Regions from separate parts of the Mus musculus genome. Here regions 1 and 2 are each linked to region 3. Evidence: chromatin loops called from intact Hi-C (ENCODE). Cell type or tissue: left cerebral cortex. All regions are shown on one strand.

The links. Hi-C counts contacts between places; a loop is a spot of excess contacts. Peaks named below come from ENCODE experiments on the same cell type or tissue, not always from the same donor. Only the 100,000 strongest peaks of a DNase experiment are listed, where the experiment ranks them.
Region 1: a loop joins it to region 3, with 2.7 times the contacts of the local background. A loop is called at or near these places in 5 of 42 quality-filtered maps.
Region 2: a loop joins it to region 3, with 2.1 times the contacts of the local background. A loop is called at or near these places in 2 of 42 quality-filtered maps.

Annotation. Positions count from the first base shown.
Region 1 is chr1:39,337,821-39,342,820 of GRCm38, reverse strand. Npas2 (neuronal PAS domain protein 2) reads right to left here. Exons shown (of 21, transcript NM_008719.2): 16 at 4,622-4,768. Among named protein-coding and RNA genes, the nearest start is that of Rpl31, 28 kb to the left of the region's middle. In left cerebral cortex, a CTCF peak has its summit at 1,959 (motif pointing right); DNase peaks (open chromatin) are centred at 2,411, 2,784, 3,151, 3,832 and 1 more place; H3K27ac peaks cover 1,856 bases.
Region 2 is chr1:39,311,245-39,316,244 of GRCm38, reverse strand. It overlaps Npas2 (neuronal PAS domain protein 2), which reads right to left. Exons shown (of 21, transcript NM_008719.2): 6 at 4,284-4,404; 7 at 3,177-3,290. It also overlaps the pseudogene Gm3617. Among named protein-coding and RNA genes, the nearest start is that of Rpl31, 54 kb to the left of the region's middle. In left cerebral cortex, no CTCF peak of the experiment used is centred here; DNase peaks (open chromatin) are centred at 2,654, 3,584, 4,220, 4,347 and 1 more place; H3K27ac peaks cover 2,899 bases.
Region 3 is chr1:39,091,376-39,096,375 of GRCm38, reverse strand. No RefSeq gene overlaps it. Among named protein-coding and RNA genes, the nearest start is that of Gm35222, 67 kb to the right of the region's middle. In left cerebral cortex, a CTCF peak has its summit at 2,200; DNase peaks (open chromatin) are centred at 349, 954 and 2,854; H3K27ac peaks cover 1,199 bases.

The sequences.
Region 1 (5,000 bases), 250 kb before region 3:
ACTCATGTTCAAGCCAATTGCTATATTCCTTTGGGCAGGATATAGCTTGCTTGCTGACCAAGGGTCAAATTAATGCAAGATTCATTGTGGCAGGCATTATAGTTTGCCTCAAAGAAGACGCACTGAGTTCTGCATGCAGTCCCACCACTGAGAATAATCTTGGTCAATATTGATAACTTTCCCAGTGATTTGGTTTCCCCATTCTTATAATATTGACTGTGCTAGTTATGGTTACTATTGCTGCGATAATACACCATGGCCCAGAGCAAGCCTTAACTTCCCTACACGAGCCCTTTCACCCTAAGCCTTAAACTGCTACTGAGGCTGCACTTTCACCATGGCCTCTCATAGGCTTGCTTCATGGTGCCAAGCCTCGAGTTCTCTGCATGACCCCCTTCTATCCTGGGCCTTCATCTGCTATGGAGGCTGTACCTTCACCAATGGCTTCTCCTGGCTTCTCACAGTGGCAAGCCTCAGCTGCTCACGATGACCCCTCATGCCTTTAAAACCAGTATCAGCTGGGTGACTCTTAAACTACCAAGTTTAGCTGACTGTGTAAGGTACAACCTTGGCCACCTCTGGAACAAGCTTGTGTGTGCATGTGTGTGTGTATGTGTATGTGTGTATATGTGTGTGTATGTGTGTGTATGTGAGAGAGAGAGAGAGAGAGAGAGAGAGAGAGAGAGAGAGAGAGAGAGAGAGAGAGAGAGAGAGACTCAGGAAACACTTCCCAGAGGATTTCACCTCACTGCTGCTGCTCTCTTCCTAATCACTGCCAATTTCTCAGTCCCAGCTGACCAGCATCCAGCATTCCAGCAACAAAGTTTTCACTTTACTGTTTCTGGCCTCTTGTTAATCACAGCCAAGTTTTCAGCTCCAGCTGACGGGACACCACAGACTCTCCACTCAAAAGGCCCTGTAGAGTCCTTGCTTCTCCCAGAAACCTCACAAGTCAGGCCTCTCCCCCTGCACGTCTCTCAACATTCTCACCTCGGAAGCTCCCGCAGAATAGCCCATCAAGCTTTGAAGACTCAATGACTTTTCTAATCCCAAATCCCAAAGTCCTTCCACGATCCTTCCAAAACCGCACGCTCAGCTCCGTCACAGCAGTACCCACATCCTGCTACCCCATAGCATTGCTGTGATGAAACACCACGGCCAACTGCAAGCTGGGATTAAGAGTTTATCTGGCTTATGCTTCCACGTCACTGTTCATCAACGAAGGAAGTCAGGACAGGAACTCAGACAGAATAGGAGGCAGGAGCTATAGTGGCCACGGAGTGGTGCTGCTTACTGGCTTGCTCCTCATGGTGTGCCCAGCCTGTGTTCCTTGAGAACCCAGGGCTTCCAGCCTTGGAGTAGCCTCAACTACAAGGGGCTGAGCCCTCCTCCATCAATCACTAATTAAGAAGGGCTTGCCTACAGCCTGATCTTATGGAGGCATCTTCTCAACTGAGGTTCCCTTTTTTCAGATGGCTTTTGCTTGTGTCAAATCAACATAAAACTGTCCAGGAAAGAGTCATGAAGTCAGCACATGTTAAGTAGGTAAGGTGAAACAAATGTGGAAGGAGCGCTACATTGTGGCATTATTCTTAAAGTGAGAGAAAGAGATCTTCCCCTTTTGACTGTGGGTACAGAGATCTGCTAAAGGAGTGAATGGAAAAACACTCAGACAAACAAACAAAAGAATGAAACTTCTTGCTCAAACTGTCTCTGCTCTTGTCATGGAGCTAATGGTTTGATATGTTATGCTGTCCCAACTGTGTGTGGCCTCTAAGGAATAAAAAACCTGTTGTCTTTATCCTCCTCCTCTCCCAGTGCTCCAACGAGTGAGACATACATATCTGGACAGCTGGCTGGCTGGCTGCTAGGCTAGAATGATGGCTGTCTCAAAGAGCCAATCAAGGAACATGTTACTTACTACGGCTGCAGGTGTCCTTATAGGCATTCATTTGAATAACCAGCAGAGGGCACACGTGCTCAAAAAAGCACGAGGCCACTCTCTCGTGACCGGGAGGACCTCAGCACACCTTCACCTGGGAGCAAACATCAAATATCCCAGAGAACTTCCTCCTAACCTAATTTTAAAAGACTGCACTAGCGCACACTTCAGTTCTGAACCAATGAAGTAAGCCCACTGAACTGCAGTAAACGACCCTGGCTGGGTAGGGAATCCTGGTTTGCATCTGGGCATACATGTCTGTGCCTCCGTTTTACCAACAGCGAAGAATTTCTTGGATTTCTCAAAAGCCGACCTCAAAAGGTTATAGAAAACACGCAAACAGAAAACAAGACAGTCCCTCAAAACAAGTAAGAAACGTATGCTAGAACAAATAGATCCCACTTAAATATACTTTTCCACTATTCACACCTGCAGACTTTACACCTCATTGGTGTCATTACAGGACACACAGAAATCACTAATATGGAGACACTACAAAAAAGTCGGTACAATACGGCATCATTGCCCGGCTTCGGCAAACTGCCAATGTGTCATCCTTATCTCTTGTCTTTCCTCTCTGGTGGTGTGTGTGCAGAAGTAAGGATGGGGAAGGGGGATTAGGGGGTGTGGGGGGCTGGGGAAAGGCTGGGGAGGCTAGAATAATTTCCACTTGCTTAAATTTTTACAGTTGAATCAGTTTTTTTTTCTTTTTTCAAGGATCACATTTTGGTAGGAGTTTTTAGGATGTATTTAAGTCTTGTGAAAAACAAGAAGCCAGGCTTCGGGGAGGAGACGTTCTCTGGTTTGATTGTCTGTGGATCTCCGTGTTCTTTTTGGAAAATTCCACTTTGAAGATAAGTGCAGAGGAATAAACACAGATAAGGCTTGGCATCTACAGGGGAGCTGTGCACCAGGGGGGTTAGCACCCACAGGGCAGGTATTCATGTGTGTGTGTGTGTTTAGCATCTGTAGGGGAGCTATGCACCAGGGGGTTAAGCATCCACAGGGCAGGTAGTCATGGGGGTGGGATGGGGTGGGGGTTAGCATTCACAGGGGAGCTGTGCACCAGGGGGTTTAGCTTCCACTGGGAGCTGTGCATCCAACAGCTTGGCATGCACAGGGAGCTGTATGCCGAGGGTGTAGCATCTATAGGCAGCTGTACAATGAGGACTTAGAATCCACTGGGGAGATGTACACACTGAGGGCGTGGTTTCCATGCAGAAGCTGTAGGCTAAGGAGGCCACTTTCTCTCGACTGTAGTGCCTCAGCTCAGCTTGGCTCCTGTGCACCTTTCACCTTTGCCCCAGAGCAAACATCAAACATCTCAGAGAACTTCCTCGCAGCCTAATTCTAAAAGAACTCACTAGCACACACTGGGACATAGATTCTGCAAGGGAGGTGTGCACTGGGGGCGGGTGGGGGGCTTGGCTCCCACACGGGGCTGTGTGCAATGGAGATTTTACATTGCATAGGAACATGAGCACCTGAGAGCCTGGCTTCTTAGGGAGGTGTGCAGACTGAAGGCCCTACTTCGCCACAGAGACGCACAAACTGTAGGGCCTGGTATGTACAGGGTGTGTGTGGGGTGCAGTAGAACACTTGATTTCCACAGGGAAGGCATGCACAGGAGGGCTGTGTTTTCATGGCTGTTTGACGGACTCAGATACATATATATGTACTTCAGCATAATCTATGTGTTGGGGGTTCACAAAATGTACCCCTGATGGGGACACATCACACCCTTTACAACTGGGAGCAAAAGCAATAACATTATTGCCTGTTATTTTAAAATCTCGCTCTGAGGTGGCGCAGGCAGGAAGCAGAAAGCTCCAGCACTCTGGAGGGTGTTCAGACGCCCACCTTGCTTTTTAGCACTTTCTGCTTCAATTCCTCACCCCCTTCCCGTCAGTATAAAACCCCATTAAAGTAATCAAAACGAGACAAGTTCAAAGCTACTGACTGGGTTACGGATCTGTGAGGAAAAACATATCGCACTCTGGGAAGAGTGGTAACAAGTGGCGTTTTGTGAATTCGACATTTTGGCAGCCATGCTTTTAAATTCATGCGACTGCTAGGCGTCTTCCAGTGTCCACACTGGGGAGTCACCGCAGCAGGGAAAGCGAAGAAGGACTTTTGTGTAGTTTGCTGAGTAATTCTTACAGGAATACAAAAAGGGATGCCCGGGCTTCTGCCTGGGTATGCATTGGGTGTCCCATCTAGTAAGTGTGCTATGCAGGGGCAGGAAGGACAGGATCAGAAGGCAGAACTGATGTCCCCTGTGCGTCCCAGCAGAGCTGAGCAGACCTCCGGAGAGAGGGCTCTGGGGTCATCCAAGGAAACCACACGGTCATAATGTAACTCTTGTCATGAAACAGCTTCTTAGTTTGCAGCATTGTTCTTCTCTCATAGGTGCTGCCAGTGGATGCTAACGAGTCAGTGTCATAGGGGGATGGGCAGGGATAGTCCTGTGGTGATTTTCTTGAAGTGTCCTTTCTGCTCCTTCTGTCTTGCCTAGGGTGGCTGCAAATGCTTAGGGCTCTCAAGGCAGACTTTAGGTCTGCATACTTCCTAAGCACACTGGGTTCTGTGAGGCAATACCTAGGGACTTGAGGGTAAAGTCCTGACTGAACAGGAGTGAATGCTAAGGAGAACAGAGGCCAGTCTGCACAGGCACATTACCTGGACGTTGGAGTCCTGGACCAGGCAGAGTTGTTCCTGGATCTTATGAAGCTCTTCCTGCTGCCACCGAATGTTGGCCTGCAGGATCCGTGTCCTCTGCTCCAGTTGGTCTTTAATGGTCTGGAACATGCTGAATTGTGCTGAAAACTTCAAAAGGAAGTAAAAAAAAATTCAAATCAAAGAGTTATTTCAGCCTGAGACCACCTTTGCCAGCATTCAGATCAGTCTTAAATACTTCTTTCCTGTCCCTTGGTCGCTGTTCTCAGGATCTCTGAGAAAACGACTGTTCGGCTCTGAAGTGACAAGGTGTCTAGCCAGCGTTCCTTGTGCTAATGATGACAGCAAGCCCCTCTGTCACCCTAAATCGGAACCTGGTGCT
Region 2 (5,000 bases), 220 kb before region 3:
AGCCAGGGCGACTTTCCCTCTGTGCCTTTGGATGCTTAGGATATTCTGCGGTTGTAGCAGCTACCATTAAGGCCAACAGTCCCACATGTTATAGATATTATGATAAAGCACTGTTTAGAATAAAGTTTACCACCTAGCCTTTTTTCTTTTTGGATGTTGCTGAGCAACATCCCGGTTCCCATACTGCATTTAAATATACGCAGAAGTAGTGTCAAGCACATCTGTATACTGATAGCACCGTCCGTCCCTAGAACTCGGTCTTACCAAATGGAAACTGATACCCACTCGGCAACTCCTCACTGGCCCCTCCCCCAGCCCGGGACAGACGCCCTTCACTTTATCCTTATGAAGTTAATTACGATAGGTGCCGCATCTGAGTGGAATCACACGATGCTTGCCCTTTGATGGCAGGTTTACTGTACTTAGCACAATGATTCTCAAAGCTCCGCTATGTTGAGCATATGCCAGAATTCCCCTCCTTTTACAGGCTGTGACAATTCACTGTAAGGGTACTGCACACTTTTAATCCATTCACCCACTGAAGAACAATGGGACTGCTTCTAACTTTTGGCCATTGCAACTCTTTATGAATGTGCTCAAATGCCTCTTCAATCCCTGCATTCGTTCCTTTGGGTGTGCCCTAAGATGTGGGGGTGACTGGATCCTACGGTAGTTGGGTTTAGTTCTTCTTCTTCTTCTTCTTCTTCTTCTTCTTCTTCTTCTTCTTCTTCTTCTTCTTCTTCTTCTTCTTCTTCTTTTTTAACTTTATCTGCATTTATTTTATGCTGAATTTATTCCCGGGCCATGAGTTTTTGCTTCTTCAGTTTCTTCTGGGATATCTTTTTCTTCTGTGCAGCCTCCTCTTCTGGCTTTGGAACGATCTGTTCCTTCTCAGTGAGGATCATCTCACTGTGGCAGGGGGAGCTCATGTATGGGTTAATCCCGCCATGAGCTCTGTAGGTTAGTCGGCGTATCCTAGGTGCCTTGTTCACCAGGATGTGTTCAATGACTAGAGAATCTAAGTCTAAACCCTTAAGTTCAGCGTTACTCTCTGCATTTTTAAGCATGTGCAGCAAAAATTCAGCACTCTTTTTTGGCCACTGACCCTGTGTCCAGCCCCACTGTTTGGCCTGGGCGCACCTACCAACTCCTCCATTATAACACCGGAATGGCACACATTGCTTCTTTAAAGTGACATCCTTCAGATACTTGGTGGCTCTGCTGATATGCATACCCTTGATGGCCTGGGCAGTTTCCCGAGTGTTCTTAAAGTGAACACGAAGGTTTGAACCTCTTGATTTGCATGATTTTGTGGGGTTTTCTGGGTCAAGAGAGTAGCGAACCATCTTGGCAGGTGACCTCTGGCTGCTTCCAGGAAGAGTGGGTTTAGTTCTTAACAAGTCAGCACATTTCATGCCTTCGTTGAATAGCCCCTTCCTTATAGTCAACAATAGAGCTGATTGGAAGGAGCACTATTGATCTCTAGGGAATGATACAATAATGAATTCTCAATGTTTAAGACTCCTATAGTCACTCCTCATGGTCCTGGGCCTTGGGCCCCTTGAACTTGCATCTTTGAACAAAGCCTAAGAATTTGCATTTTAACAAGCTGCGGCATCTAGCTGTTCTGGGGTTGGCATGGTGTTGGCTTTCCTATCATCAGATGCCAACTTCTTCAGTTGGGCGGGCAGCCTGCTGTCTACCACTTACTGCTGTGTAACGGCTTCCTTAACTTTGTCTCATGAAGTTTGACCAAGCTTTTCAGATTAGCCAGATCAGACATGGTCAGGCCTTGGCTTCATTCAGACTTAGGGGCCCACATAGAAGAAGGAATTGCCTTCCCTCCCCTGGATGGACTGGTCCCCTGAAGAGCCAAGCCAGCCATAGAGGATACTCTCCAGGCAAAATCCCTGGACAAGGACCTGAAAATCACGCTGGCAGGTTTACCCTACTTAGCATCTCCTTGAAGCCTTTTAAATGAAGCATGTGTGTTTATTCAAATACCATGCAGCCAAGGATCATTTAGGGTGGAAAGAAAAAAAAAAATCCAGTTAGCCTCAGCACTGGGACGCGGTGCTGTAATGTTGGCTTGCTCCATTGGAACCTGGGCTAATCTGGCTGGAGTGAACAGCCCCAGGTGGGTCCCGAGTCAAACAGTAGTAACTAAGGCAGCAGAAGTTCGAGCTGTTCTGTGTTCCCTGTGCCTCCCACAGGCCCTCCTCCTCTCTGCAGCTCAGCACCCACTCTACTTTCTTCTGATATCATTCCCTCCTTTTCTCCTCCTCCCCCAGTTCCCATCAGCACCTTCTGCTTTTTTTTTTTCTTTGCTGTTTTAGGAAATATTAGCTTTTCTACTTTGTGTGGCGTTTGAGGGCCATGGCAAATAAGGAAGTGGGCCTTTCAGTGCTTCACCCAGAAAGGAACCTGGTTTTGAAACGTCTGGCATTAGAGCTGTATTCCCATTTAGCATGGGTCACAAGTAAGAAGGAGTGTTTAAGTATAGGTTAGAGCTCATGTCTCTGCAGTTAGAGGTTGGGCAACTAGCCGTTTTGGCAGTTTCTGAAAATCAAACTGACTTCTGTGTGATAATTTCTCCAATGCAGAATTCCTGGCTCATGGTAAAGCAGCCTCCTTACTAAGTGTGCACAGGGACGGTAGTGAGTGAAGACCTGTGAGCCAGGCCTATTACATCAGACCTGCAGCAGTCTGTACAGGGGAGACAAACATGCCGGGAGCAAAGGGGACATAGCTGGGTGTCACAGCACAGGCCTGTTTGGCAGAGTCTGCAGGCTGAGCCTGGTCCTTATTAACTAAACTATTCCTCACTGCACAAGATTATCTCATCAGCTCGAAAACAAATGAATGGATCTCATACAATTCAGGGTGAGTGTGCACACTGGCACAAGATGCACTCTTGAATGTGAGAGGGCACTGGTGAACACAAACAGACACACACACACAGACACATACACACACACACACACACACATACTCTCTCTCTCTCTCTCTCTCTCTCTCTCTCTCTCTCTCTCTCTCTCTCTCTCTCTCTCTCTCTCTGTTGGTCCCAGAAACAGGAAAAATCCAAACGCAGGCATGAAATAATAATTCTTGGGACCTCAGGTACACGTTTGCATGATAAAAGACACCATTGAAAGAATAGGACGATTAAAGCTTACCATTGTTGTAAGAGCGAAAATTTCCTACAAATTTTATATATTCGTAAGTTGGAAATTCCTTTGGGTTCAAGCTGCCTCTGAGAAGATGGCAATAAAACTCTAAATCGTTGTCAGCTGGGTCGTTAGAGGGAGAAAAGAGAAAGGGAGAGGAGGGTTACACAGACTCCAGACTAAACAAGTTGCGCCTGTAGGGTTTGCTCCACGCGTGGCCTGTGTGGTTTTCTCCGTATGACGGGCCGTTAGACCTGGCTTCTAACCCTTGCAGCTCCAGGCCGTTCTCCCTGCAGCTCATCCATACTCCGTATTCTATACTTGGACCCAATTAGTCAATCTACCCACAGATGTCTGTGGTTGGTTATGTCGGCATCGATTAGTTCTGGTTGTTTTCACATGGCGTACTAAAATAAAGCTGCTCGCATAGAGCCGCTCTCTTTAATTTAATCTCTTTTTTGCTTTGCTTTGAAGGGAAATCAGATGTACGACGGGACCAATTATGCATGGAAATGGACTGAGGCTTGAGCAAATGCAAGCGTCTTTGCTACTGCCTGCCATTGCGTATGCTTCGTTAGGCGGCGCGTGGTGAGCACACACCGAGGCCTGCCTTCTATCTAGGTTGCCAAATATTTTGATATAAATCTCAAACTTCCAAAAAATTGCACATGCAAGTAAATAACCAGAAGACAGCCGCAGGAGGACAGAATATGGATTTCCAACCTAATTATTCAATTAGCAGTTGATTATCTGCTGCCACAGAAACTTTACATTGTAGTGTTCCCTAAGATCAGCAGCCTGCTCCCTGAATTTTGCCCTATTTATTACTCTCATGTAAAAAGGCATCTCTTGCCATACACATGAAACATGTTATTATTCTGAAGCTATACTTTCAACGTTTCCACATAAAAGCTAAAATGTCGTACGTGCTCCAAGTTCCAGTTTTAGCTTCAACTTAAAATATACCTCAAAAGGATCTTGGAAATGTTCTGAGTCACGAGGAAAATTATCCTTAAAATTAGTCCTTCCTTCTTAATTCATTCTGACCTCCTTTCCCTAGCTAGAGCAAAATTCTTGTCTTCAGATCCAATAACAACACCAGGAGGGAGGACTTACATTTTAGGAATTCTGGGGAGGGGGAATCCGTCACAAGCATATGGGAAGAAAGGATTTTATAAACTTCGGAATGTTCTTGCTCTGGAAGGAAATTTAACAAGTTCTGATCCATGACATCCGCCTGCAAGAGAAAATAAAGAGAAAAAGGCGTGCGCTCGACCGAGTGAACTTCAGAGCAAAGGCAGAGCCTCAGAGTTCTTGGCAGCTCAGGGCTGCTTCAGAGAGGAAAGCCGAGGGCCACGAGGTCTGAGAAGACCCTTCATGGACTCTTCCTCTGCACCTTAGAATCACGATGTAAAAGGGTTTTACAGGGGTTGGGGCTGTGGCTCAGTGAGAGAGCACTTGCTTAGAATGCCCAAGGCCTTGGGCTTAATCAGCTGAAAATAAATTGATTAACAAGTAAAAGTCCCAGGGATGCCTATACTTGACCTTCTCAGTGGTCTAGGGGACCAGGAGATGGAAGGGGCAAAGTGGTCAAAGGCTTGGGAGGCTCTCTCCTGGACATGGCACGGCTGTGGTACTCACAAACTCACAACAGCCTTGGTTCTCTCCCCAAGACCTGTTCGCATCCTCATTCCATCCAAGAGCCTTGGGAGGCTCCATTCCTCCCTGATTGGCGATGAATGGTCGCTGGGGAGGGGGAAATCATTTGTGAAGCCACTGGTAAGTTATCCATGATCCTTTAAATCTATGCTCATATAGTTAACCTTGATAAAA
Region 3 (5,000 bases):
AACAAAAAGGAAATGGGTCCATTTTGGCTCTCAGTCCAAGGTTAGAGTCCATCCAAGTGGAGAGATCACTACAGCAGGAGCTTGAGGGAGCTAGTCACGTGCCAGCCATGATCAGAAATGCAGAGCAATGGATGCTTAGCCGACTTCCTTCATGTCACATAGCCTAGGACCCCAGCCCTGGGGATGAGTCCCATGCACAACAAACATGTCATCTCAATTCAGTTAACCTAATCAAAACAGTTCCCCCGCAGGCATGACCAGAAGCTTGCCTCCCGAGTGATTCCGGATTCTGTGGCACTGACGACGCCAAGCATTATGCGTGGGAAAGGCATAGCTAAATGAAGATGTTATGGTAAAATGCCTTATGCAGAGATGGGAAACTTAGCCTGGGGCTGGGGAAAGACCCTGGTAGATAGAGACAGGCACAAAGATGCTGTGTGTGTTGTGGAGAGTGGGCTCAGTCAGGATGGCCAGGCTCTTCCAGGCCGGGCAAAGGATCCACAGGAACTGGTATCCAGGCAGAGTAGATGAAACAGGAAGGAAGCCAGCACTGCCAGGCATAGAATGAGCCTAAAGGGCAGATGAAAACGGTTTCCTAGGATTAAAATGCCAAGTAAGATCCCTGCAGTCATCATATTGAGGGTCATTATCAGAAAGACCTAGTCCAGATTTACCAAGTCACAGTGTGTGACGACCCTTCTGTGACTCTGTAGAAGGACTCTAAATGATATCTTATTGTGATTTCACCCCAACAGCACCAAGTCTCCTTTCCCCCTCAATAACAGATCTCCTAAAAGTGCCTGTTTTCACTACTCTTTACTCTCTGAAACCACAAGAAGTGCAGACCACACCCAGGTCTCTGGAATGAGAATCTCCACTATGTAGGACCAGACTCCCCACAGGATGACTTGATGTATAATGAGAAGCAGAATTGGCTCTTCCTATTGTCATTATTTAGAGGCCTGTTCTCTAAATAATCTGGAGAGGGTGGTGTGTGTTTTCCAGGACTTTTAGTGGCAAGAGACAGGTGCAGCCTAAAGTGGGTGTGAACTTCCGCAACGGGAATGTCTCAAGATAGTGTTTGTTGGCTCCCGATTTGACTGAATCTTAGGGCTCTGAAAGGATCCTCTGGTCTCTCTTGTTTGAGCTTCTTCCCATTGTCTTCATTCTTAGGAAGACTTTATTTAGGAGGGACCAAAGATGACCAAACTCTCTTCATCACGCCTCAGAGACTATTACAGAGGCAAGAGAAGGTCATGAGCTCCTCTAGGACCTCTAGGTCTACCTGTGTCAACCCAGCAGCTGACGTATCAGCTGCTCACATAAGGATGTGCCATTAGCCAGGCTGGGCTGGTGACATCTCTTGGCTGAGAGAAGCAGAGACAGAGAGCAATGTGGAGTAGTCTCTCTGGAGACTAGAAAGATCTCGCCCACAACCTATTTGGCCAACTTCCTTCTCGGTACTTTGCACACTCGTGTGCCTCAGGCACTTTCGGATGAGTGCTGAGAGAACACCTTTAAAACGCCACCACCATCTTACAAGCTGTGTCCCCGAGAGGAGGGAGAGCATGCTGACAAGGTGGGTGCCCACTCTGACCTGCCAGCTAGTCAGTGGGGCTGGGAACTGGCTGTAGGAGTCCGAGTCCAGAATCAAGCAGTAACTGGAAGCGATCCAGTTTGCAGGACTGCCAGGGGCATGAGGCACCTCTGCCTCCCAGCTCAGCCTCAGTCTGCTATTCGGACCTGAAAGACAGACAGCCCTTCCACTTTTGGAGGCATTTAGAAAGATGATTATCATGCCATGGACACTTTTTTTTTTTTTTTTAAGACAGGGTTTCTCTGTGTAGCCCTGGCTGTCCTGGAACTCACTCTGTAGACCAGGCTGGCCTCGAACTCAGAAATCTGCCTGCCTCTGCCTCCCAAGTGCTGGAATTAAGAGTTTCCTTTGGCTCACAGCTTTGGAGGCTGAAAATCTAAGACAGGACAACGGAAGGTTAGCTTTCTGTGAGGCTGCTGGCTGTATTATCTCACGGCGGACATATCATATTAACGGTGTGTACAAGAGGGACGGATCACACGATTAGACTGGAAGCCAGACAGATCCGGAGGTTAAACTCTCTTCACAGCCCCTTGTTCTTGAGGACGCTAACTTACTCTGCAAGATCAGCAATGATTCCTTCCAAGAGGGGTGCTAGAGAGTGTCCTGTGATCTTGCTCACTTCCACTGGATCTCATGTCTGAGAGTTTCCCCCACTCAGTGCCATCATACTGGAGAGCAAGCTTCCAACTGAGGAGCCCCTGGGGGATAGTCACACCATCTCCAAATCATGGCAGAATGGTGCTGGGTTGGCACCTTAGGTATTGGTTTCACCCACCCCCGTGGTGCGTTTCCCCTCCCCCAGCCCTGTGCGTTTGCATCCACGCTTCCTACTGGCCATCTATTATCTATCAGGTGCATTTTGTACTTTAATGATTTGGCCTTTCACTCTGGCTCTGCCATCACGACTGAACTTTAATGGGACTGCAAACACCACTTTAAAATCCTCTTTCAGGCTCTCACTCTGTGTGTGTGTGTGTGTGTGTGTGTGTGTGTGTGTGTGTGTGTGTGTGTATGTGTGTATTATACCTAGTATGCCCATCTTTCTGAGTATAAATCAATCACTTGGAGCAAGAGGATAGAATGGGTTTCTTTTGCTGTGGTGGTAGATCTTGCTGGAGGTGCTGCAACTTGTACTGTGAATACATATATTTCCACTTTCCTTCTGACAGCAATGAGCGATCCAAACCACACCCTTCTCCACCCAGAAGCAGAATGGAAATGCACCCCCTGAAACGTCACCTGCCAGCTATGTGCCTGGCATCTTGGTCCATAGTTTCCAAGGTGACTGACAGGGTGCTGCTGTCACGGGTTCTGTCTGTAACCGTGACAGAGGGAGGCAGTGCACAGAGGGTTTAGGTGGGCAAGCTGTTGAGTGTGGAAGAAGGAAAAGTGTTGTACCACATATGGCTGGCAGGTGAGAAAGATGACATCCTGCCTCATATTTACATCAGTTTAGGGATGACATTTAATAGCAATGTAACATCTATCTACCTTAAGGAAAAGCACAGTATGGCTTGAAAAATTTTAAATTCATGATTTTTTTTCCCAGAAAATTAGAATATCCTAATTATCTAGAAATCTCACTCCCGGTTAACAAACCACATTGTTGATACCAGCACAAAATGCTCCTGTAGCTGCAAGCTGCCTACTCATTTAGAGATTGAAGAGAGGAAGGGTGTGTGTGTGTGTGTGTCCCTGAAAGTGTGTGTATGTCCCTGAAGGTGTGTGTGTGTGTGTGTGTACGTGTGTCCCTGCAGGGTTGTGTGTGTGTGTGTGTTTGTCTCTGAAGGTGTGTGTGTGTGTCCCTGCAGGTGTGTGTGTCCCTGCCAGAGTGTGAGTGTATGTGTCTCTGCAGGTGTGTGTGTCCTTGCAAGTGTGTGTGTGTTTGTGTGCGAGTGTGTCCCTGTAGGTATGGGGGGCATGCAGGTATAGGCACAGGTGCATGTGTATTTGTGTAAGCCACATGTCCTTCCTCATTCTTGATTTTTTTGAATAAACAGGCAGCGCCGACCCCTCGGCAGGAGATCCTAAGCAGTGTGAGAGAAGAGAAGTGTGACGTGAAAGGAAGCAAGGGAGGAAGGAGTTGTATCCTCTCTGTTCTTGACTGTGGATGTGATGTGACTAAGTGGCTTGAGTTTCTGCAATGATGAAAGTGGCCTGAAATTGGAAGCCACATAAACCCTTCTCACCTCCATGTTGCTATTTGTCAGGGCAATTTTATCCCCACCAGAAATGAAACCAGGACAATTCCATTTTGAAACTTGGATTGGGATAAAGTCTATGAAAGCTTCCCAGGCCCTAGGAAGCAATGCGTGGTGGGCAGTTGGAAGTCTGGGTTCTGGGTCTCAGAAATGAGATTAGATGAAGAAAGCCTTCCATCAACATGATCAGGTGTTTGGTATGGAGCTCTGGAAGGGCCATTCCAAAGTGCCCGGAGAAAAATCAGGAGGAAGTGACCTGGGGAGAAAAGAAGGTCGCAGGTACAAGTAATTGTCAGGTCCTTCTTGTCTTCTCCACCCGTGCTTTTTCTCACTCAGGAATCCCAGTAACTTTTAGTCACGCAGAACCCCCTGTCCTGCCCACTGCCCCACCTCACCCCACACCCCATCCCCCACTCCCATTGAAATGCTGAAGCTGAGAAGGTGTCTTCATGGACTCTCTCTTTTAAGGAGGAAATGAGGCTGTTTCAAGATGGAGGGACATAGCCAGGGTTGCCCGGGGTTTGATGGGAAGCAAATCTTTTAGAGCTAAGATGAAGAGGCAACGAAGTCCCTAGAAGAGAGCCCAGAGATGGGATGGAAGAGACAAGACCAAGTGGCTGAGGTCACATCTGTACAGAGGCCAGCTAGATGGGTGGACAAGGCCGAGCTGGGGCCAAGTCATGAGGAGCAGAGAAGCAGTGAGCCTGAGGTAGAAACCAAAAAGTCCAAGGTAGAGCCAAGCAAGGAAGCAAGCAAGCAACAACAACAAACCTGACCTTATGGACTCTGAACTTATGGACTCTTTTAAGAAGGAAGAGTATCCAAGGCTAATTTGCATGGAGTGGTGGCAGAGAGAAGCCATGTCATACCAGGGAAATCCATCCTGAGCACTCTTTCAATATTGTATTTACTTTTTACTCTCCCCACCTTGCGTGTGTGTGTGTGTGTGTGTGTGTGTGTGTGTGTGTGTGTGTGTACACCAATGGGCATGCGTGTGCAGGTCAGAGGACAACTCTGTAAATCCCACTTCTTCCTTCCACTTTTATATGGGCTCCAGGGATTGGGCTCAGGTTGTCAGGCTTTCGTGGTTAGCGTCTTTACCCACTGAACCATCTTGTTCTCTCTATTGTATATGGTTGACTTTTAACATCAACTTGTCACAAGCTAGAATCTCCTGTGTGTGGAACCTCAACAAAGCA